Linked DNA regions of Homo sapiens: region 2 is linked to region 1. A link is an interaction called in ENCODE POLR2A ChIA-PET data of the cell type or tissue named here. Cell type or tissue: MCF 10A. All regions are shown on one strand. Links, peaks and the distances in the headings refer to the core of each region. The heading gives the core; the rest is flanking DNA. Region 1 overlaps INPP5F (inositol polyphosphate-5-phosphatase F). Region 2 overlaps SEC23IP (SEC23 interacting protein).

What was found. Peaks named below come from ENCODE experiments on the same cell type or tissue, not always from the same donor. Only the 100,000 strongest peaks of a DNase experiment are listed, where the experiment ranks them.
Region 2: POLR2A ChIA-PET joins it to region 1 with 5 read pairs; 2 of 35 experiments call an interaction of 5 or more read pairs at or near these places.

What each region holds. Positions count from the first base shown.
Region 1 is chr10:119,764,252-119,776,916 of GRCh38, reverse strand. The region is part of intron 2 of INPP5F (inositol polyphosphate-5-phosphatase F); the gene reads right to left. It also overlaps the pseudogene RN7SL846P. Among named protein-coding and RNA genes, the nearest start is that of INPP5F, 45 kb to the right of the region's middle. In MCF 10A, for the core only: no CTCF peak of the experiment used is centred there; DNase peaks (open chromatin) are centred at 5,826, 6,836 and 8,266.
Region 2 is chr10:119,907,575-119,920,239 of GRCh38, reverse strand. It overlaps SEC23IP (SEC23 interacting protein), which reads right to left. Exons shown (of 19, transcript NM_007190.4): 5 at 11,110-11,199; 6 at 8,076-8,196; 7 at 5,421-5,510; 8 at 4,351-4,492; 9 at 2,196-2,404; 10 at 1,729-1,847; 11 at 644-796. Among named protein-coding and RNA genes, the nearest start is that of SEC23IP, 21 kb to the right of the region's middle. In MCF 10A, for the core only: no CTCF peak of the experiment used is centred there; no DNase peak of the experiment used is centred there.

The DNA of each region.
Region 1 (12,665 bases), core at 4,505-8,504:
TATCTGGGCATGGTGGTACATGCCTGTAGTCTCAGCTACTCAGGAGGCTGAGGTGGGAGGATCATTTGAGCCCAGGAGTTCAAGGCTGCAGTGAGCTATGACTGGATCACTGTACTCCAGCCTGGATGACAGAGCAAGACTATGTCTCTAAAAAAAAAATAAACAAGAAATCTTTATGACTCAAGGACCTCTCTTTCTCTCTCTCTCTGTGGGTCACACACACACACACAAACACACATACACACACACACACAGAGGAAGGCCCTTCCTAGTTTACATCTTCTTGCCCTGATTTGCTCTGGATTCATTTCATATCGACATTACAAATTATGATTTTAATAAATTCAATAACAAAAATACAATGTACATTATCAAATATAGTATCTTTCCAATAAACCATCTAAAGGTATAGTACCAAAAATATAAAATTTTTAACTTTCAAACACAGGTTTTATCTCATATACAAACTCACCTGGAAAACCAAGAGGCATCTTTTTTCCCACAAAAACATGGTATTGCCAATACTTAAACTCAACTTACACATTCAAATATATTTTAAAATAAATACACATTTTTTTAGAGTTAACTACTCATATACAAAAATGTGAAAAATCTATGTGCTTCTTTTTAAAAGGTTACAGATATTCAATATGCCTTGCAGTTATGATGAAGATTAAATCTGAGAAAATATAATGTAACAGAAACAAAGCTTTGTCAATAGTAGCCTTCCTTTTTCAAGGAGGCTTCAAGTGTCCTAGACTTTGAGGTCAGAAATTGGACTCAAATTTTAGCTCCATCATTTGCTTCTTGTATACTTCAAAGCATAATACTTAGCTGCTCCAATTCTCAGTTTTCTCATATGAAAACTGGGATAAAGCTGCCTACTTCAGAGAATGGCTATGAGGATTAACAATTTGTATAATTCATGATGCTATTCCTAAGAATTAATGTTTACTGAACATCTACTATAAGTATCACCAGGCAATTTATGTCTATATTTTTAATACCACTACACCCTGCTAACAGATTCCATTTCCAATCTATAGTTGAAAAACTAAGAAACATTCAAATAATGTGCCCCAGGCTTGCAACTGGCCGATAGGATTTTTTTTAAACTTCCCTTTTAGACATCTTCAAACATACATAAAAGTAGAGAGAGCAATATAATCAAACCAAATCCACCCACCACTTAGGCCCAACAGTTATCAATGAATGACTCAGTCTTCTATGATGTTCAACTTTTTTTTTTTCCAATGACTCTGTACTTGTCTTTAAAAGAATTCCAAATCTAGAAAGTAAAGAAGAAACCCCATGGGCTTTGGGTTAAAAACCTGAGTTAGAATTCTATTTGAGGCTGGGCACCATGGCCCATGCTTGTAATCCCAGCACTCTGGGAGGCCAAAGCAGGTGGATCACTTCAGCCCAGGAGTTCAAGACCAGCCTGGGCAATATGGGGAAACCCTGTCTCTACAAAAAAAACCATTTAAAAATTAGCCAAGCATAGTGGAGCAACCCTGTAGTTCCAGCTACTCAGGAGGCTGACAGTAGAAGGATCACCTGAGCCGAGAGAGGTCGAGGCTGCAGTGAGCCATGATCACACCACTGCACTCCAGCCTGGGCAACAGAATGAGAGATGCTGCCTCAAAAAAAGAAAAAAGAATTATATTTGATAATCCAGTTTCTTCCAGAAATAAATGGCAAAAAAAATTTTAGATTCTAGTATAATCAAATATATAAAATTTTTCTTTGATTGATTTTTCCCCCTAAGGAAACCTAAAGAGAATCTGAGTGAAGAAAAATTCCAACCACCTATCATCATACCATTTTCCAAAGAAGAGAGAAATTAAGGTAGAGAACTTAGATTATGACGTGTAGATATCTATTTCCTTACAAATTTTACTTAGTTTAGTTTTTTTTATTTTTTGATCTATGTGTTAGACTGAAACAGTGAGGAAAAAAACTAACATCGAGCCTTTACTATATGCTGTATATTTTTCATTTGCTAAACCTCAGCCTCATGGAAAAAGCGTGGACTCTAGATGTAATATAAAAGGTTAAAAACTAACTATACATATTGTAAGGAAATGGAATATTATATATTTAGCAGTTTTTCAGACCTTGAGAAACCAATAATATATTAATAGATGGGAGTCCACTGATGTGGCCACATATAAATAAAAACATACAAAAAAGCATTAATATAGGCCACTTGCATATGTAATAGAAAAAAGGTATCATAACATTAGCAACAGGAGCAATAAAGTTTCTGGGACTAATTCCAATTAAGAAATGTCTAGGTCGGGAGTGGTACTTCCAGCACTTTGGGAGGCCAAGGCAGAGGGATTGCTTGAGCCCAGGGGTTCAAGATCAGCCTGGGCAAAATAGCCAGGCCCAGTCTCAAGAAAGAAAGAAAAAAAAAAACAAAACGAACAAACAAATGAATAAAAGAAAGGTCTAATATCTACATGAAAAGCACCACAGAACTTTCATTTAGAGCATACAGAAAATAAATACATGAAAGCACCATGAGCCTGGATGCACAGGTTCAACATTTCAAACTTGTTGGTATCTCTCAAATTAATATAGAAATTTAATGCAATTTCAATCAAAATTCTTATGGGACTTCTAGGGAGTTTTTTTTTTTTTTTTTTTTTTGGAGACTGAGTCTCCCTCTGTCGCCAGGCTGGAGTACAGTGGCGTGATCTCAGCTCACTGCAACTTCTGCCTCCCGGGTTCAAGCAATTCTCCCTCCTCAGCCTCCCGAGTAGCTGAGACTACAGGCGCACGCCACCATGCCTAGCTAATTTTTTTATTTTTAGTAGAGACGGGGTTTCACCATGTAGCCAGGACGGTCTCTATCTCTTGACCTTGTGATCTGCCCACCTTGGCCTCCCAAAGTGCTGGGATTATAGGCATGAGCCACTGAGCCCGGCCAGGAAATTTAAATATATTTTAAATTTCACTTGAAAGACTAAATGCGTAAAAATATCCAGTAAAGATTTTGAAAAGAAATTGAGACTACTTGTCTTCCTAGGCAGAACTATGGTAACACCAGGCGTGGTGGCCTGCACCTGTAATTCCAGCTACTTTGGAGGCTGAGGCAAGAGGACTGATTGAGCTCAGAAGTTCAAGAAGTTGTCAGTGAGCTACGATTCCATCACTGTACTCCAGCATGGGGGACAGAGTGAAACCCAACATTGGAGACAGAGCAAGAGGGGGATTTAAAAAAGCATGGTAATTAAAACTTGATACTAGGTAAAGGAAAAGATAAATGAATCACTAGAATAGAGAAGCCAGACACGACCTATGTAAAAATGAGCATCTCATAAATGATGATAAAGAAGGGAAAAGAATGGTGTCTCAATAAATGGAAACAATAAACACTGGAGATTCCGAAACGGGGGATAGTGGGAAGGAAGCAAGGGTTAGAAAACCGTCTATTGGGTAGTATGTTCACTATTTGAGTGACGGGATCAACAGAAGACCAAACCTCAGCATCATGCAATATACTCATGTAACAAACCTGCAGATGTCGCCCCGAAACTAAAATTTGAAAAACAGGCTGGGAGAGGTGGCTTATGTCTGTAATCCCAGCACTTTGGGAGGCCAGGGTGGGTGGACTGCTTGAGTCCAGGAGTTTGAGCCTAGCCTGGGCAACACAGCAAGACCCTGTCTCTACAAAAAATACAAAAATTAGCAGGGCATGGTGGCACACATCTGTAGTCCCAGCTACTCAGGAGGCTGACATGGGAGAATTGCATGACCCCAGGAGGCGAAGGTTGCAGTAAGCTGAATTCAAGCCACTGCACTCCATCCTGGGCAACAGAGTAAGACACTATTTCAAAAAAGATAATAATTTTTAAAAATTAGGCTGGGCGCAGTGGCTCACACCTGTAATCTCAGCACTTTGGGAGGCCAAGGCAAGCGGATCACGAGGTCATGAATTCAAGACCATCCTGGCCAACACAGTGAAACCCCATCTCTATTAAAAATACAAAAATTAGCTGGGCATGGTGGTGCGTGCCTATAATCCCAGCTACTCAGGAGGCTGAGGCAGGAGAATTGCTTGAACCGGGACCCGGGAGGTGGAGGTTGCGGTGAGCCAAGATTGCGCCACTGCACTCCAGCCTGGGCTACAGAGCGAGATTCCATCTCAAAAAAAAAAATTAAAACAATGTTGAAATAATTGGTTCTCCACACGAAAAAAAAGTTAAATTCCCACTGCAAGCCATGCCCCCCAATTAATTGTAGATGAGCTAATTGCTAAAAATAAAAGCAAAACAAAATATAGCAGATTCTTTATCATCTCAGAGCAGAAGGACCTTCGGAAGCATGATACATAATCCAGAAGTCATAAAATGAACAGGCTTGATTCCATTAAAAATGAAACATATCTGGGTGGTAAATCACACTATGAACAAAATGAAAAGCAAATGACAAACAGGAAATTATTTGCAACACATGGCATGCTAAAGGTTAGTATTTACGAAATAGAAAGAGCTGTATCAATCAACAAGAAAAAGGTAATAGGTTTTCCTCTCGGTAATTTTCCATCCACAGATTCCTACCACACTCTTTTGCTGTAAATCCCCACTTGTCCTTACTATATCTGGAATTGAGCACAATCCTGGACTGAGGTTTCTTTTCCCCTTGTGCAACAGTTCCTCAATAAAATCTGTAGAAAAGAAAAAGGTAATGTCCCCAAAGTAAAAAAAGATAGGTCAGGTGCAGTGGCTCACACCTGTAATCCCAGCACTTTGGGAGGCCGAGGTAGGCAGATCACGAGGTCAGGAGATCCAGACCATCCTGGCTAACATGGTGAAACCCTGTCTCTACTAAAAAATACAAAAAATTAGCCCGGCGTGGTGGCGGGCACCCGTAGTCCCAGCTACTCGGGAGGCTGAGGCAGGAGAATGGCGTGTGAACCCGGGAGATGGAGCTTGCAGTGAGCCGAGATCGCGCCACTGCACTCCAGCCTGAGCAACAGAGTGAGACTCCATCTCAAAAAAAAAAAAAAAAAAAAAAAAAAAAAAATATATATATATATATATATATATATATATATATATATCTCCATACTTTATGGAGTATGGATGATAAACATTAAAAATATAATTAAGCTCAGCAATAATGAAATAAAATAGGAAGATCACTTTGTATCAGACTGTCAAAAAGAAATCTCTTTGTTAAAAGTAATACTTAGTGTTGGAGATGCATCAAAATTCAAACTGTGTACATGCTTTATCCAATCTGTTCCTCTCCTAGAAATGTAGTCTATACACTTGGGAAGGCTGGGAAAATGAAGACTATAAGCATAATAATTGTATTTGTTTGTAAATGCATAAAGAAACTCTCAGAGGATTCACAATAAACTAATGATGGTGCTAGGTTGGATGAAGCAGTGGAAATAGGGCAGATAGGGACAGAGGAGTGAGGGAGGCTTCGCTGAATACCTTTTACTACTATTTACATTGTTGTTAAACCACGCACTTGTACTACCTAAAAATTTAAATTAAAAAAAAAAGCTCCTTCTGCGGAAACAACCCAAACATCCATCAAGGGATGAAGGAACAGACAAAACATAGTCTATCTATACAAGGGAATATTATTCAGCTATAAAGGAATGAAGTGCTGATACATGTTTCAACATGGACAATCCTTAAAAACATTGTGCTAAGTGAAAAAAAACAATCACAAAGGTGCACATATTGTATGATTTCATTTATGTGAAATATTGAGAACAGGAAAATCCCTAGAGACAGAAGGTAGATTAGGAGCTGAGGTTAGTGGTTGCCAGGAGCTGGTGTAGGGGTAATGAGAAATAACTGGCCATCTGAGAGGTTTCATTCTTGGATGCCGAAAATGTTCTGGAATTAGAGAGTGGTAAATGTTGCGTAACCTTGCAAATCTACTAAAAACCACTTAACTGCACACTTTAAAAGGGTTAATTTTATGGTATGTAAATTAAATCTCAAGTTTTTTATTTATTTATTTATTTTCAAAAAAATCTCCTTCTGAAGAACAAAAGAACTTGTTAGGAGTCTTAAGAAGAGGATAAAAAACTAAAAGTATACTTTCTGCCAAAAATGGAGGTTAGGATAGGACAGCCTATAATTCTTGAAATGTATCAACACTAGTGAAAAGATGTAGGTGTCTGGAATAGTGTTCAAGGAAATAATCAAAATTATCACAATGAAAAGAAAAATTATGAACTGAACACTGAGCTATTTCCAAGCAAAAACACTCACTCTAGAAAATAAAACAAACAAAAGAAGACCTCACAGAAAATAATAGCAATCTCTACTCCTGTAATTATTTTGCCTTAGGTGAAACAAAATACACCACCACTGCCACATAAAAAGCCTGAGATGTCCGGCAGGAATGTGCATATTGAGCTACAGGGTTAAATGATTTCTACATTTTATACTTAGAATTAAAACAAGACAAATGTAAAAGTACAGCGTCACTATTGTTTGGCAATCCTATTATCCATCAGGCCTAATTTCACAGTACAATTTTTAAAAGCACCAAAGCAGGCTATGTATTTATTTGTTACCCACCAGGAAAAGAAACTTGGTTCAATTAAAGCTACCATTTTGAGATCAGGATATACACAGTATAACAAGGAATAAAAAAAATAGAATCTAGCAAGGTCTGATGGCATAAAGATTTCTTTCCAACTTTTTAAACATATTACAATGGGGGAAAAAGTCAATTTTGTAACCGTGCCTCTTCCTGGAAAAGAGAGACAAGGAAACCTGACTTCCCCAGCAAGATAAAAAAAACTGATTAGGAAGTGATTATCTTGAAAAGCATGACCAGTAGGGCAAGCTAAAACAATAGTCCTGGAAAAGATTCAATTGCTTGACTTAGAAAGTGACTCACTTAAAAGGAGATGAGCAACTGTAGGATAAAGATTTTCATACCACTTTAGAAAAAAAAATTTTTCTCCTGCATTACGGTTCTCTAGAGAAACAGAACTAAGAGGATATATAAATGAGAGGAGATTTATTATTGGAATTGCTCATGTGACTATAGAAGCCAAAAAGTCCCACAATCTGCCATCTGCAAGCTGGAGAACCAGAAAAGCCTGTGGTGTAATTCAGTCCAAGTCCAGGGGAGTCAATGGTAAAAGTCCCAGTCCAAGTCCGAAGGCCTGAGAACTGGGAGGCTGATGGTTTAAGCCCCAATCTGAGTCCGAAAGCTTGAGAACCAGGAGCTCTGATGTCCAAGAGCAGGAGAAGATGGATGCCCTGGCTCAAACACAGTGAATTCATACTTCCTTTTTGCTTCTGTTCCGGCCCTCAACAGACGGGATGATGCTCACCTACACTGATAAGAATGGGTCTTCTTTACTCGGTCCACCAACTCAAAACGCCAAGTATCTTCTGGAAACACCCTCACACACATGACCAGAAATCATTTTGTACCAGCTTTCTGGGCATCCCTTCCCAGTCAAGTTAACACAAAAAATTAAACATCACTGCCAGATCCGGTGGTGTGTGCCTGCAGTCCCAGCTACTCAGGAGGCTGAGGTAGGAGCATCACTGGAGCTCAGGAGTTTGAGACCAGCCTGGGCAGCATAGTGAGACACTGTCTCAAAAAGTAAATAAATATAAATAAAATTTTTAAAATTAACCGACTCCCTACTCATGACCTTGCCTCTAAGGGGTACTGCAACTACGTATTTCTAGACATGGCTCACCATCCTATTGACATACAGAAAAGATATACATTTAATCCACCAATGCATGTCCAGCAATCATTTTTATTTTTATTAACATTATATAGGGAATATATTAATATATCCCATTTTTTGAAAGTTTAAACATTACAGATAAAACTGAAGTTCTCTTTGACCACTATTCCCCACTCCATGGAAATTCTTTAAACCTAATCCAAACCCTGCTTTCTTAGTTCTCTCACATAAGGAGAACAGGAGAAATGGAAAGTAACCAGTTACCATTCTTGGCACTAGTCCTTTTAATTTTACTTGAGAACTTAAAATGACTTATGTTCACAGCATACAACCATAATTTATTTTGTAGGTTCTATTTTCACCGCTCTTTTGGACACTTTCCAGTTTATCTCTATAAACATTCATGTGAGGAACAAGGGTAAAAAGGAAGAGAAGGTGCATTTACTAATGAGTCTCAGGTGTTTACTTCCTTTAGTATGCTCTAATACTGCACACTACATTCCTGAGGCAAAGATTACCTTTCCTAGGTCCACTGGAACAGTCACAGAGAGGCTGGGAAATGGTGAAACAGAGAGCACCCATCAGCCTGAACACTCACACGGTTGTGCAATTATGACTTGAGGAGCTAGCACAGGAGAATTCATAATTTTTTTCCTTTTCTTTCTCTCCCTTTTAAGAGACAGGATCTCATTATATTGGCCAGGCTGGAGTGCAGTGGCTATTCACAGGCACGACCCCACTACTGATCACAGCGTGGGAGTTCTGACCTGCTCCATTTCTGATCTGGGCCAGTTCACTCCTCCTCAGGCAACCTGGTCGTCTCCCCTCCCAAGAGGCTGCCGTATTTGATGTCAAACTTAGTGCAGACACCCAATCAGCATAGCTCACTCCAGCCCAGAACTCCTGGGCCCAAGTGATCCACCTTAGACCTCTACTAGCTGGGACTACAGGTATGTGCCACCACACTTGACAAGAATTTATAATTATACTGACATACCAACAAATATTAACCCAAAGACAGAGGTGCATACTATATACTCCAAAGTCTTTTGTAGCATAATATTTAAATACAAACATTTCTTGAAGGACTTCTGCAGATTATGCTCAAAACGCCACAGAAGAGTCTATATTTGCACTGGATACATCAGAGGATGGAGACATGTTGGTAAAGAAGGAAAAAGATAATCTGAAAAGGGGAAAAGTCTGCTCGCCTTTCCTTTCTTCTCTGTAACATTGCCAACAGGAATACTCACGTTCCTCTGTCATTTCAAATTGACAGTCTAAACTAAAAAATGTAAACCAAATGACTCGTTGCTTTTTATATATATTTATAGTTGGTTTTAAGGTTATACTTAGATGCATACAAATTTCAAACTATTCTTTCTGGTGACTTGAACATTTTGTTATTTTTGAAATGATTCTCTCTACTTCCTGCCTTAAAGTCTACTTTGATATTAGCACAGTGACACCAGTTTTCGTTAGGCTAATATTCACACAGTTTCTATGCTTTTACTTTCTGTATTCATATCTCTAAGGCATTTGTCTTGAAAGTAAGCATGTAGATGGATTTTATTGTTTTTCTAGTATAAACATCTTTGGTTTTTAATTGAAGCATTAAGTCTACTCATTTGTTATGTAATGTCTGACATATTTAGGAATCAAACTATCATCTTACTATTTGTCCCATTTGTTCCATACATACCTTTTCTTGCCTTCTTTTGGATTAAGTTTTTAAATCATTATTATTCTGCTTTTCTCCTTTATGAGCTTTTTACAATATTTTATTATTCTGTTAGTGGTTACACTGTAGGGGATAACATGAATCCTAATTTACAAAAGCCTAATGTAAATTTGTACTTTTCCAGCTGCTGGACAGTGAAAGGACTTAGAATACCAACTCCTCTAACTCCCCATTGTTACTACTATTGTTGTGTATTTTAATTCTACATTTAAAGTTAAGCCCCATGTATGATGACAAATTCACTTAAATTTACTATTTCCCCTTTCCATTGATCTTCATTTCTTCCTACCCCTCCATGCTCCCATCTGGAATCATTTTCCTTTTGCCTGAAAATCTCTCTAGGTTTTTTTTTTTTTTTTTTTTTTTTTTCTGGAGACAGAGTCTCACTCTGTTGCCCAGGCTGGAGTGCAGTGGCATGATCTCAGCTCACTGCAACCTCTGCCTCCCAGGTCCAAGGAATTCTCCTGCCTCAGCCTCCCAAGTAGCTGGGATTGCAGGCTCCCATCACCACGCCTGGCTAATTTTCATATTTTTAGTAGAGACAGTGTTTTACCATGTTGGACCAGGCTAGTCTTGAACTCCTGACCTCAGGTGATCTGCCAGCCTTGGCCTCCCAAAATCCTGGGATTACAGGTATGAGCCACTGTGCCCAGCCCTCTCTAGTATTTCTTTTAATGCAGAGACTGTTGGTGACAAATTCTCTGTTTTTATTTGTCTCAAAATGTCTTTATTTTTAATTTCTGAAGGTATAAAATTCTGGACAGGCACTTTGACGATGTCATTCCATTGTCTTCTGGCTTCCATTGTTTCTATCAATGCTTAACATGCCTTTGAATTTAATGTGTATTTTTTTCTTTGGCTGCTTTTAGGATATCCTCTTTGTCTTTACTTTTCATCAGTTTTACTATGAGGTAACTGAGTGTGGTTTTCTTTATGTTTTTTCCTTGGATTCAAAGTACTTCTTGAATCTGTGGCTTGTATTTATAGTTGGTTTTAGAAAATTCTTGGCCATTATCTCATCAAATACTGCTGTTGTCAGAAACAGAACCTCTGACTAGTTTTCTTGATCTCGTTTTTAAAGTGTATGAAATATCCGTAAATGACCCTGTGATGGTTAATTTTGTGGGTCAACTTGACTGGGAAGGGATGCCCAGATTGCTAGTAAAACATTATTTCTGAGGGTATTTCCAGAAGAGATTTGCATTTGAATTGGTAAACTGAATAAAGACTGCCCTCACCAATACAGGTGGGCATCATCCAATCCACTGAGGGCCAGAATAGAACAAAAAGGCAGAGGATGGGCTACCTTGCTCTCTAAGCTGGGACATCATCTTCTCCTGCCTGCAGACATCAGTGCTCCTGGTTATCAGGCCCTTGGATTCCAACTGAGACTTACATCACTGACTCCCCTGATTCTCAGTTTTTGGGCTTGGACTGGAACTATACCACCAGCTTTCCTGGTTCTCCAGATTGCAGATGGCAGCCTCCATAATCACATGAGCCAATCCCTTATAATAATTATCTTTAAATAACAGATCTCTGTAAGTAATAATTTCGGTATAGATGTTAAATCTCCGTCTCTCTCTCTCTCTCTCTATATATATATATATAGTATATAGTGTATACAGAGAGATTAATTAGTATTTATATATAGTATATAGTGTATATCTATATAGTATATATATACACTATACACACACACACACACACACACACACACACACACACACACACAGTTTACCCTTGAACAATGCAGGAGTTAGGGGTGCTGACTCCCCATGCACATGCAACTTTTGGCTGGGCACAGTGGCTCACACCCGTAATCCCAGCACTTTGGGAGGCCGAGATAGTTGGATGACCCGAGCTCAGGAGTTAGAAACCAGACTGGGCAACATAGCAAAACCCCATCTCTACAAAAAAAAAAAAAAAATACAAAAATTAGCCAGGTATCATGGCGTGCACCTGTAGTCCCAGCTACTCAAGAGGCTGAAGCATGAGAGTCGCTTGAACCTAGGCAGTCGAGGCTGTAGTGAGCTGAGATCACGCCACTTCACTCCAGCCTGTGTGACAAAGCAAGACCCTGTCTCAAAAACAAAAACAATATCCACATACAACTTTTAACACCCCCAAAACTTAACTATGAAAAGCCTACTACTGATTAGAAGCTTAATAACATAAATAGTTGATTAACACATATTTTGTATGCTGTATTATATACTGTATTCTTACAATAAAGTAAGCTAGGCTGGGCACGGTGGCTCACACCTGTAATCCCAGCACTTTGGGAGGCCAAGGCAAGTGGATCACCTGAGGTCAGGGGTTCGAGACCAGCCTGACCAACATAGTGAAACCCCATCTCTACGAAAAACACAAAAGATTAGCTGGGCGTGGTGGTAGGCACCTGTAATCCCACCTACTCGGGAGGTTGAGGCAGGAGAATCGCTTGAATCCAGGAGGCAGAGGTTGCAGTGAGCTGAGATCGTGCCACTGCACTCCAGTCTGGGCGACAAGAGGGAAACTCTGTCTCAAAAAATAAATAAATAAATGAATAAATAAAGTAAGCTAGAGAAAAGAAAATGTTATTAAGAAAACCACAAGGGGCCAGGCGTGGTGGCTCACACCTGTAATCACAGCACTTTGCGAGGCCAAGACAGGCGGATCAGCTGAGGTCAGGAGTTCAAGACCAGCCAACATGGTGAAACTCCATATCTACTAAAAATACAAAAAATTAGCCAGGCATGGTGGCGCATGCCTGAAATCCCAGCTACTTGGGAGGCTGAGGTAGGAGAATCGCTTGAACCCGGGAGGCGGAGGTTGCAGTGAGCCGAGGTCGCACCACTGCACTCCGGCCTAGGCAACAACAGCGGAACTCCATCTCAAAAAAAAAAAAAAAGAAAACCATAAGGAAGAGAAAATGTATTTACTACTCATTAAGTGGAAGTGGGTCATTATAAAGGTCTTCATCCTTATCTTCATGTTAAGTAAGCTGAGGAAGAGGAAGGATGAGAACGGGTTGGTCTTGAGGTCTCAGGGGTGGCAGAGGCAAAAGAAAATACACTATACATGAACCCACACAGTTTAAACTTGTGTTGTCCAAGGGTCAACTGTGTGTGTTTGTGTGTGTGTGTGTGTGCACACGCCTGTGTATGCAAGCACATGCGCGCGTATACACTATTGGTTCTGGAAAGCCCTAATCGAGATTTTGGTACCAAGCAGCAGGGGTGC
Region 2 (12,665 bases), core at 2,971-6,970, 140 kb before region 1:
GAAACTGATGAAGCAAAGGGTAATTTTTATATTCTTAAAGATATTGCCAAACTGCCTTCCAAAGAGTTTGTAATATTTTACAGTCTGACCAACAATATATAACAATGCCTAGTTCCCTTCACCCTGGCCACATAGCATATTTTCAAACTTCCTATTTTTTCAAACTGGTAAGTTAAAAAAAATCCCATTGTACTTTCAATTTCCATTTCTCTTATGAGTTTTCATATGCGAAGACACCATTTGTTATTTCCTTTTCTGTAAATCATGTTTATATTCTTTGCCTATTTACATATCACACTGATGTGATGGTCTTTCTGTAACTGATTTGTAGAAGCTTTGAAAATCAATGAAGTAAGCCCTCTGTCTATAATGTGTGTTGCAAATGTATCACTGGCCTTTAGATGTTGTTTATGGTGTCTACTGTTATACAATTTTTTTCTTTGATGGCTTCTGGATTTTGCATCATACTCAGAAAAGCCTTTCAGATTATAAAAAAATATTCTTCTGTGTTTTTCAATTTTTTAAAACATTTCAGTCTTTGTCTACTCTGGAGTGTATTTTGATACGAAAATGTTTATTCTTAATTTTCAATCTACACAAGAAAAACAATTTCAAACAAAATGAAGCAAACTATGATCAGTACCAGGGACTCCATATCAATCTTTTCCTTTTCAAAAGTGCTAAAATATTCAGAGAGGCTAAGTGCTTCCAGAGTTTCTTGCAAAGTTAGGACTTCTTTATTTTCAACAACAAGGTCATACGACTCATCCAAAGTCAGCTTTGGCTCTTCAGGCATCTTTAAAAAAAAAAGTATGAAAAACATTACAAGCTCAGAAAAACTCCCATATAATGACTGCTGATCTACGAAAACTCTCAAACAATTTTGCTTTACACAGAAATCATAATTTTAGGCACAGTACTTTGCCATTCAAAGTTTGAATATTCTGGCCAGGCCCAGTGGCTCACGCCTGTAATCCCAGCACTTTGGGAGGCTGAGGCAGGTGCATCACCTGAGGTCAGGAGTTGAAGACCAGCCTGGCCAACATGATGAAACCCTGTCTCTACTAAAAACACAAAAATTAGCTCAGCTTGGTGGCAGGCGCCTGTAATCCCAACTACTCGGGAGGCTGAGGCAGGAGAATCGCTTGAAACCGAAAGGCGGAGGTTGCAGTGAGCCGAGATCACACCATTGCACTCTAACCTGGGTGACAAAAGTGAAACTCCGCCTCAAAAAAAAAAAAAAATTGAATATTCTGAAAAGTATATAAATTTAATAAATCACTCAAGTCTCCATTTCCTATAATTTACATTTTTAAAAATCACAAACTTTCACATTTAAATTTATAACCCATAAAGAAGAAGAGTGAGAAACTCAAATAATGAGCTATATGATTCCATTCCATTTCTAAACCTCGGTGTACTTTAATATGTAAAACCAGTTTCAGGGCTGGACACGGAAGCTATTATATTTGGGCCTATAACTGTACTCTGAATTTGGGGATTCTCTGAAGAGTTATTGATGCCAGCACTTTGGGAAGCCAAGGCAGGAGGATCGCTTGAGGCCAGGAGGGAACTCAAGACTAGCCCAAGCAACCAATGAGGCTCAGTTAAAACAAACAAACAAACAAACAAACAAACAAAAGTTTCAAGAAACAGTTCAGACTTTTGAAAATTGTTCAGCTCCATAGACTCTAAATCGAAATGTTAATTGGCCACGTACAGACGTACCTGCTTTTCCTGAAAATGTAGCTGCTTCACAACTCCATTAGCAACAGCAAGAGGTCCAGGGCACTTTGATAAATTCAAATCTTTTTGATTAGACAGGATGTCAAACAATATTAAAGAACCTATGAAAAAGAAACATTTTGCCTTATAATGTAGTAGGTACTTTTATAACACTAATTCTTTTTTCACTGTCTATAGTCAAAAGTCATACAGAAGTTACATGTTATTCAAGACCTGATAATTAATTATTTTATCAAACAGCAGAATAAAGTAAAATACATAGCATTCCCTAGGTAATACTAGAGGTGAATATAGAAAAGGCAGAATCTAAACTCAGAGCATTCATTTCTACCTTTTCTGAAACTTAAAATCTGTAATTCTTAATTTTGCACTAACAATATCACCTACACTGAAAGCAGTTATGACTCAACAAAAATTGTATTTAAAATGTGAATATTTGACAGTTTTACCTAAACTGTGACCAGCAACAGAGACACCTCCTTTGAAGTCTGGGTTCCGACTCATAAAGAGTGCATGCAGATGGTTTATCTCCATTCCTACTTTTTCCACAATTGTCTGACAGTAGGTGGGGCTGTTATAAAATAAAATATCTAGCAAAGTTTCATTGGTAAAGTGACGAAATCGACCAATACTTGGCAAAGTGATTTTCTTAATATTCCTGTTTAAAAAGAAAAATACAGCACATTCAGTCAGCATCTACCTTAAATTTACAGATTTTTTTAAAGTTTAGATTTTTGACTCCTGAAAATACACTAAGAAAACCCCACAGACTATGAGTTGTTTCTGTAGATAGTCATTATAAATAAATCAAGATAGGCCAGATGCGGTGGCTCACACCTGTAATCCCAGCACTTTGGGAGGCTGAAGTGGGTGGATCACTTGAGGTCAGGAGTTCAAGACCAACCAGGCCAACATGGCGAAACCCCGTCTTTACTAAAAATACACAAATTAGCCGAGTGTGGTGGTGTACACCTGTAATCCCAGCTACTCAGGAGGGTGAGGCAGGAGAACTGCTTGAACCTGAAAGGCAGAGGTTGCAGTGAGCTGAGACTGCACCACTGCATTCCAGTCTGGGCGACAGAGCAAGATTCCACCTCAAAAAAAAAAAAAAAAATTTAAATCAAAAGTTAGCCACAAGTCATGGCACACACCTGTACACCCAGCTATTTGGGAGGTTGAGGCATGAGAATCGCTTGAACCCAGGAGGTGGAGGTTGCAGTGAGCCGAGATTGTGCCACCACACTCCAGCCTGGGTGACAGAGCGAGACTCCACATCAAAAAAAAAATTAAAAGTATAAATAAAGGTAAACCAAAAAAATTTGTGCTGCCACATGTGGTGGCTCATGCCTGTGATCCTAGCACTTTGAGAGGCTAGGGCAGGAGGACCGCTTGAGCCCGGGAGATCAAGACCAGCTTGAGCAACACAGTGAGACCCCATCTCTACAGAAAATTTAAAAATTAGCCAGGCATGGCGGCTTGCACCTATAGTCCCAGCTACTTGGGAGACTGAGGTGGGAGGATCACTTGAGCCCAGGAGGCCAAGTCTACAGTGAGCCATGATCATGCCAGCGCACTCCAGAGCCTGGGTGACAGTGAGATGCTGTCTCAAAAACAATTCAGTTTTTTTTTTAAAGTTATTTGTGCCTATAACTATACTATGAATTTTGGGATTCTCTGAAGAGTTAGTTGCTATATAAGTCATATGCAAAGATTTCTATTTTATTTTTAAAGAGGGAAGATTACTCTTCCATTTTTCTTCCAGTTAACTGCAAATCTGGACACCTGACAAAACTTGTGGGTCAAAAGGACTAAAGAGAATATCAAACAGAAAAAACAGGGCTACATGGAATGAAAAATCTTCCCTAATTTGAGAATGACCAAAATGAAGTTTAGGAATACACACAGAGAAAGAAAACACCCTTACAATAGGGCCTAACATAGACAAAACGCTGTTTGTAGAAATAGTTTTATTAAACTATGTACCCTGAAACATTACGGTGTTCACTAAAATCTAGACATGTGCCAGCATAACTATTACCTGTATTTATGATTCTCAATTGGGAGCATTCAAAATTGAGCAGAGTATTTTTAATTGTCACAGTGCCTGGTGAGCACTGCTAGTACTGAGTGGCCTTTACACTAAGGAAGTTAAGTGGTCTGCACTGCGACAGCAAAGAATTGTCCTGACAAGAGCATCTCCACTGAGAAACAATATTCTGAATCTGTGGTTCTCAGCCAGGGGTGATTTTTACCCTCCAGGGGACATCTGGCAATTTCTGGAGACATTTTTGTTGGGGTGGAAAGCCCATTAGGCATCCTACTACATAAAGGACAGCCCCCTGTCTAAACTGCTACAGATTAAAATTGTATTTTAAAACCAGCTAAAATTTCTTAAGATTCTCTTAAATATTTACAAAAGGAATGCACACACACAGAGAGAAAAGTAGTGTGTAAACTTTACAGCCAATATTTAATTATATGTCAGAAGTATACAATTTTTAAAAACATATTGATTGAAGCTACAATAAACTATTTCATATTACGGTTTAAATCTTAAATTTAAATATGACTAATCTGAAAAACAAGTTATCAAAATCCACAAACCTGTCCACACCTGTGGCGTCCCCACCCAAAGAACTATGCCAATGAACTGGAAGGAACTCCACTCTGCTTACTTTCCCGTCATCTAAAGATTTCTTGAAATGTGTCCGCAGCAATTTGAGAGAAACCACCCTAAAATCATCCACTTCAAAAGAAAAAAAAAAAAGAGAAAATAAATTAAATTCTCCTAGCTTGATAGCTAGTCAGCAGTTACCTCAAATATGCCAGTATTTTTAATAACATAAAGATACATTTTTTAAAGAAAAAAATGAGGATAAGAGAATTAGTAAAATTTTTTAAAAAGAAAGGAATAAGTAACTTTTGGGAACCTCTTTTAAACTTTCCATTATTGCAAAGGAATAGATGCTTGGGATATATCAGTTTAACCACCACTGCTGGGAGGTAGCGTGGCACCTTGGGGAAAGGCTCTGGAATCACACTGCCGGCTCCAGGCTCCAGGCCCTACTGACTGTGATAAGGGAGAGTTTCACTTACCCCCAACCCCTACCTTACCTCTTCACCCCCAACCCCCACTATCCCAGGCCTCAGTTCCTCATTAGTCACAGTAGTGGCGATAACAGTGACAGCGCCTATACCCCAAAGGTTTATTTGTGAGGGTCAAATGACAAGGCATCTAAGATACTTGGCATATACCAAATATTCAATAAATACGAACTATTATTACATGGACATAAAAATAAAACTTCAAAAATTTAAGTCAACCAGGCAGATTCATGTTTCCATTAAACAACTTCTCCCAACTCACTGACTATAAATCCATTCAATGCAGAGGTGCTCCTAGCTGCTGCAGGTGCTCAGGCAAAGGCTGTCAACAAGGCTAAACTACTTCCAAGATCCCTTCTAATTCCTCACAGTCTGGGATTGTATGCGTCACATATGTCACAAGAGCAAATCAAGTACAACTTAGTATTTCCCACTGACCATTTAAATTTCCTCTTACAGACTCCTCAGCAAGTAGTACACAGCTGGGAACTATCCTAAAAATGAATACTCCAAAGCTCTTCTATTAGTTCTCAGATCATCCCATGAAATACAATATACCCAACACTTACCACACTCAATAATGCTCCTAAAGCGTAAGTCACACACAGGTCCAATGCCATGCACCACAAACACCAAATGGTCAACTTGAGGCATCTCCCCTATCAAAAAAAATTTTTAAACCTACATAAAAGATGGGAATTTGTTTGGATTTTCCTAATGGCAATATTCTAGATATCCCTTTCGTCATCACAAACTTGCCAAAGAAATTCATGACCCTTCAAAGAGAATAAGCCTCATTACCCCTATCAAATTAGAGGAACAATTTGTCCCTCTTGGCATATAAAAGCGAACTAGAACAAGAGGTGGAGGCAGCAGGCTCTCTCTGTTCCTGGAAGCTAATAGCACATGATGAGCAGCAGGTTTGTATCTATGGAGGCTCCACAACCTTGTGATGCTTCAGAACTCCCCAGGACACTAAGCCCCAGTGGAGATTACTCAGATTTCATCGTGTGAGTATTTATTTTACAAGAAACATACATTTTATTGAAACATTTTACATACACTTCAATAAACATGAAGTGTATGTAATTGTAAAAATAAAATCCATTCTTAAGTAATAGTACAGAAGAAACCAAAGCACATACACCAAAGCAGGCAATGGCAAACAATGGCCCACAGGCCAAATCCTACCCACATCCTACCTGTTGTTTTGTTTTGTTTTGTTTTGGAGATGGAGTTTCACTCTTGTCGCCCGGGATAGAGTGCAATGGCGCCATCTCGGCTCACTGCAACCTCCGCCTCCCGGGTTCAAGCAATTCTCTTGCTTCAGCTTCCTGAGTAGCTGGGATTACAGGCACCCACCACCACGCCCAGTTAATTTTTATATATGTATTTTTTTAGTAGAGACAGGGTTTCACCAAGTTGGCCAGGCTGGTCTCGAACTCCTGACCTCAGGTGATCCACTTGCCTCGGCCTCCCAAAATGCTGGGATTACAGGCGTGAGCCACCAGGCCCAGCCACCTGCTTTTATAAATAAAGTTTTTGACGAAGGGGAAACCATTCAAGGAAAAACATAAAAATAACATAAAGTTTTGTGGGCCGGGTGTGGTGGCTCACGCCTGTAATTCCAGAACTTTAGGAGGCCGAGGCACGTGGATCACTTGATGTCAGGAGTTCAAAACCAGCCTGGCCAACATGGCAAAACGCTGTCTCCACTAAAAATACAAAAATTAGCCGGGCGTGGTGGTGGGCGCCTGTAATCCCAGCTACTCGGGAGGCTGAGACACAAGAATTGCTTGAACCCAGCGGGTGCAGGTTGCAGTGAGCCCCAGATCACGCCACTGCACTCTAGCCTGGGCAACAGAGTGAGACTCCATTCAAAAAAAAAAAAAGCTTTATGGAAAACGGATATGCTCATTTGTTTACATACAGTCTTCAGCTGATTTCACACAACAATAGCAAAGCTGAGTAGTTTGTAACAGAGTCCATGTGGCCTGCAAAGCCTATCTGCTATCTGGCCCTTTACAGAAAAAGTCTGCAATCCCCGCACCAGAGGAATACAAACCAGTGAGGTGTAAAACCACAAGCCTAAAAGTGTTGCCAAACCTTAGTTCCAACCAGCAAAGTGCTTCTCCACACAACAAAACATATTTTAGAATCTATACTATGTGGTATGTGTATTTTAACAGAATTCCAAATTTAAAGATAAAGATATCTGTATGTCCTCACTCATATGTAGGAACTAAAGAAGTTTATCTCATGGAGGTAAGGGCAGAATGATGGCTACCAGAGCCTGGGAAGGGTCGGGGGGAAGTGAAGATAAAAAGGGGTCAATTAATGGGTACAAACATACAGGTATGTTGAAGGAATAACTTCTACTGTTCGATAGCACAGTAGGGTGACAACAGTTAACAATAATTTATTGTGTATTTCAAAATACCTAGGAGAGGTAGGGTGCGGTGGCTCACACCTATAATCCCAGCACTTTGGGAGGCTGAGGCAGGTGGATGACTTGAGGCCAGGAGTTTGAGACCAGCCTGGCCAACGTGGTGAAACCACATCTCTACTAAAAATACAAAAATTAGCCGGGCGTGGTGGTGCACGCCTGTAATCCCAGCTACTCGGGAGGCTGAGGCAAGAGAATCGCATGAACCTGGGAGGCGGAGGTTGTAATGAGCTGAGATCACGCCACTGTACTCCAGCCTGGCCAACAGAGTGAGACCCTGTCTGAAAAAAAAAAAAAAAAGAAAAAGAAAAAGAAAAATACCTAGGAGAAAAGATCTGAAATGTTCCCAACACAAAGAAATGATGAATGTTTGAGGTGATAGACATAATACTTACTTCAATTTCATCATTACACATTCTATGCATTTATCAAAATATCAGGTGTACCCCATTAATATGTATCAATTAAAAAATAAAGATACAAAAGTAATAAAATCAAAAAGAAAGATATGGCCAGGCACAGTGGCTCACGCCTGTAATTCCAGCACTCTGGGAGGCCGAGGCAGGCAAATAGCTTGAGCTCAGGAGTTCGAGAAAAGTCTGGGCAACATGGCAAAACTTCATCTCTACAAAAAATAGAAATATTAGCTGGGAGTGGTGGTGCAATGGCTGCTGTGGCAGGGCATTCTAATAACTGTTTATTTCTTCATCATTCTAAAGAATGATGCTAAAATGGAGAGGACTAAAACAGACCTCAGTTCTAAACAAACTATACACACCGTCGGGAATTTCATCAAGGTTATCATCAATTCCACGCTTTACAACCCTGGGCCTTGTCTGTCCATCTTGCGTGGTGCCCCATTCATCTGGCACTGAGGAGGGCTGGAACTGAACAATAACCTTCAAGATGCAACAGAATTATGACAAAGCTCATTAACAAATTCTTTTCCACTACAGGCTAAGTAGTTTAACACATAATAAGCTATACCTCAGAGTACGGAGAGTTTATAAATTATTAGTACTGTTCCCCCAAAACAAACTTTGAAGGAGTCTTGCTAGTGTTCATTAACCACCAAAATTAAGCAAATCGATACCTTTCCAATGCTTATGTTGAAAATTATACAATTAAATCAGAAGTATTACACCTTGATTTAAAAGCTAATAACATAGGCCAGGTATGGTGGCTCACACCTGTAATCCCAGCACTTTGGGAGGCTGAGGTGGGAGGATCACTTGAGCCCAGGCGTTCAAGACAAGCCTGAGCAATATGGTGAGACCCATCTCCACAGAAAACTTAAAAATTAGCCAGGCATGGTAGTGCATGCCTGCAGAACCAGCTTCTCAGGAGGCCGAGGCAGAAGGATTGCTTGAGCCCAAGAGGTCGAGGCTGCAATAAGCTGTGTTTGTGCTACTGCACTTCAGCCTGGGCAACAGAGCAAAATCCTGTCTCAAAAAAAAACTAAACAAAAATAAAAGCTAACATAAAACTCCAGGTTTACACAAAAGAAATCAAGGACAGGCCCGGTGCAGTGGCTCATGCCTGTAATCCTAACACTTTGAGAGGCCAACATGGGAGGACCGCTTGAGCTCAGGAGTTCCAGAGCAGCCTGGGCAACAAAGTTAGAGACCCTGTCTCTACAAAAAAAAAATAATAATAATAAAATAAAAACAAAAAAAGAAATCAAGGACAAGTAACCTGCAATTGAAGAGTCTTTGTCTTATAAAAACAAGTAAAGCAAAATCCTTTCAAAATAGTAAGATTCCCAATTAAACTACAATTTCAATTTCAGTGACAAAAACATAATGACAAAACCCTACCACTTTTTAGGAAATCCATTCTGTTAAACCAACTGTATTAAATTCAGCCCTGTACCACAAAGAAAATTTTCTTTAAAAAAAAAAAAAAGAATATATACTTGATGTAGTATGCAAAATGTTTATCTAAAAAAAAAAAAGGTTAGCCAAGCGTGTTGGCTCACACCTGTAATCTCAGCACTTTGGGAGGCCGAGGCAGGAGGAAGACTTGAGCCCAAGAGTTCAAGACCAGCCTGGGCAAGATAGCAAGACCCCATCTCTGCAAAAAAAAGTCTTAAAACTGGCCAGGCAAGGTGGCGCACACCTGTAGTCCTAGCTACTCGGGAGGCTGAGGCAGGAGGATCCCTTGAGCCCAGAGTTCGAGGATGCAGCGAGTTGTGATTGGCCACTGCACTACAGCCTGGGTAAGGGAGTGAGACCTTATTTCTTAAAAAAACAAACAAAAAGATTAAGAGTGGTTACTATGGAGAGGAGAAATGAGGAAGGCAGAGATAGGAGGCTTTTATTTTTCATTTAATATCCTTTTAAACTGTTTACATTTTGTTGGCATATGAATGTTATTTTTATTTCAGTATCAATAAGGACTATAGAAGTAGTTGGATTATAAGTTTTTTATATACTTTTCTATAAAAACAAATGAATAAATAAAAAGCCTATGTTCTCAGAAACTACTGTGTGCTAAGCCCCATGCTAGATGCTTTTGCATAAATTACCTTACTTCATCTAAAATATGACCCTGGGAGATCATTATTGCAGGTGAGGAACTTGGAGCTCTGAGAAATTAAGGTTGGCAAATGATAGAATCAGAATACCAGCAATCAATATTTTTTTAAAAACAAGATAAACTCATAGAGACGATAAAAATAAAAAGAAAAAGGACACATTTTTACTTGAAAGGTTAGAGCAAACCACATCAAGGGCAGACAGGCATACTACAGCCCACAGAAAAATCTGGCCATCTGTTTTTATAAATAAAGATTCATTGAAAATATCATACCCATTGGTTTACACATTGTCTCTGGCTGCTTTCACACCACGGTGGCAGAGCTGGTGGCTTCAACAGGGAACATGTAACTTGCAAAGCCTTAAATATTTTGTCTCTGGCCCTTTATAGAAAAAGCTTGCCAACTTCTGATCAAGTGAAAAAAATTATCAAGCAACTTCTACATTGCATACTAAACTCCAGTTATCATGTTGCCATAAACAGAAACTTCATAAGAAATACTTATTTTATTTATTTATTTAGACAGAGTCTTGCTGTGTCACCCAGGCTGGAGTGAGCGTGATCACAGCTCACTACAATCTCAAACTCTTGGGCTCAAGTGATCCTCTATCTCAGCCTCCCGAGTAGCTAGACAGGTGCACACCACTATGCTCAGCTAATTTTTTTAATTTTTGTAGAGACAGAGTCTCTTTGTTTCCCAGGCTGGTCTCAAACTCCTAGCCTAAAGCAATCTTCCCACTTTGGCTTCCCAAAGCGCTGGGATTACAGGTGTGAGCCACCACACCCAGCCTGAGAAAAATTTACTTTTTATTTTGAGACGAGGTCTTGCTCTGTCACCCAGGCTACTAGAGTGCAGCGGGGAGCAATCCTGACTCACTGCAGCCTCAACCTCTCGGGCTCAAGTAATCCTCCCACCTCAGCCTCTTGAGTAGCTGGGACTACAGGCATGTGCCACTACACCCAGCTAATTTTTCTATTTTTTATAGAGACAGGGTTCTGCTGTCCCCCTGGCTCAAGCATTCCACCTGTCTCAGCCTCTCACAGGTGTGCACCTCGCCCTACGAAAAATTTGTGTTTTTGTTTCTATGATCAGTGTGAATCATAGAAATAATATCTGTATTATCCACTATAATAATAAAGTATTTTAAAAGCAATGCACTTGTTACAAAAACATTCCCACTGTAGAAGTTACTAAAAATGAACAATTTATCAAACATACACAGAAAAATATTAAAATGAACTTAATACCTTAAAATTTTGAACACCATCATTACCTTTGGATTGTGCATAACAATTGTCTCTCCACTTGGAAACTCTAATCTTCGGTGCCACTGATTAGTGGTTACAGCTTTTTTATATTCAGCCTATAATGGGGGAAACAACATATATTCCAACATGACAAATTTATACCACATGGAGAGAAAGTATGGAGGAAAACGGTCACTATAATGGTGATAAAAATAACAGTAATAGCAGTTCTCATTTCCTGACTGGTTAACATATTTTTTATCACCTTACACATACCATTGAAGTAATTACTCTCAATCACGCCTAAGTAACAGGATCCCCATTATATAATGAAGAAAACCAAGTTTTAGATGGTCTGTTCATTTCCTAGGGCTGCATTAACAAAGTATCACAAACAGAGTGACTTAGAAAAAAAATGTATCATCCCATAGTTCTGGAGGCTCCAAGTAGAAAATTAGGTGCCAGGAAGGCAGGCCACCGTTCCTCTGAAAGCTATAAAGAAATCCTCCTTCCCTCTTCCTAGCTTCTGGTGGTGGCTGGCAATCTCTGGCTTTCCTTGGCTTGCAGTGTAACTCCAGCCTTTGCCTCCATCATCATATGGGATTCTTTCTGTGTGTCTGTCTTCACATCACAAGTTATATTGGCTTTGGGGCCCATCCTATTCCAGTAAAACCTCACCTTAACTAATTACATCTGCAATGACCCTATTTCCAAATAAGGTCACATTCTGAGACACTGGGGATTAGTAATTCAACATATTTGGGGGATGGGGAGACACAATTCAACCCATAATAGACATTTTAAGTACTGTATACAGTTGCACAAGATGACACAACTGGGAAGCAGCAATGGGAGAACTGTAGTTCATTGCCACCCAGGACTGACTTTTTCTTTTTTTTCATGTGGGCTGGAGTAATATCACCCAGGACTTTCTGACTCCAAAATCTTCACTGTCCAACCATCTTCTTACTCTTCCTCCAGATATAGTCTTTCTTTGGTTTCTGCAGGGCACTGGATCCAAGACCCCTCAAAGATACCAAAATCCCTGGTGTTCAAGTCCTTTATATAAAATAGCATTATTTTTGCATAAAACCTACATACATCCTCCCTTATACTTTAAATCTTCTCTAGATTACTTATAATACCTCATGAAATGTAGATGTGATATCAATAGTTAAACTGTAATTTTTATTTTTTATTTTCTTGAGACAGAGTCTTGCTCTGTTGCCCAGTCTGGAGTACAGTGGTGCAATCTCTGCTCACCGCAACCTCCGCCTCCCAGGTTCAGGCGATTCTCCTGCCTCAGCCTCCCGAGTAACTGGCACTACAGGCAATGAGCCACTACATCTGGCTAATTTTTCTATTTTTAGTAGAGACAAGGTATCACCATATTGGCCACGCTGGTCTCGAACTCCTGACCTCAGATGATCCGTCCACCTCAGCCTCCCAAAGTGCTGGGATTACAGGCGTGAGCTACGGTGCCCAGCCTGTGTTATTTTTATTGTTGTGGTTTTCTAAATATTTTCAGAGTATTTGGTTGAATCTGCAGATACGGAACCTGTGGATACGGAGGGCCGATCGT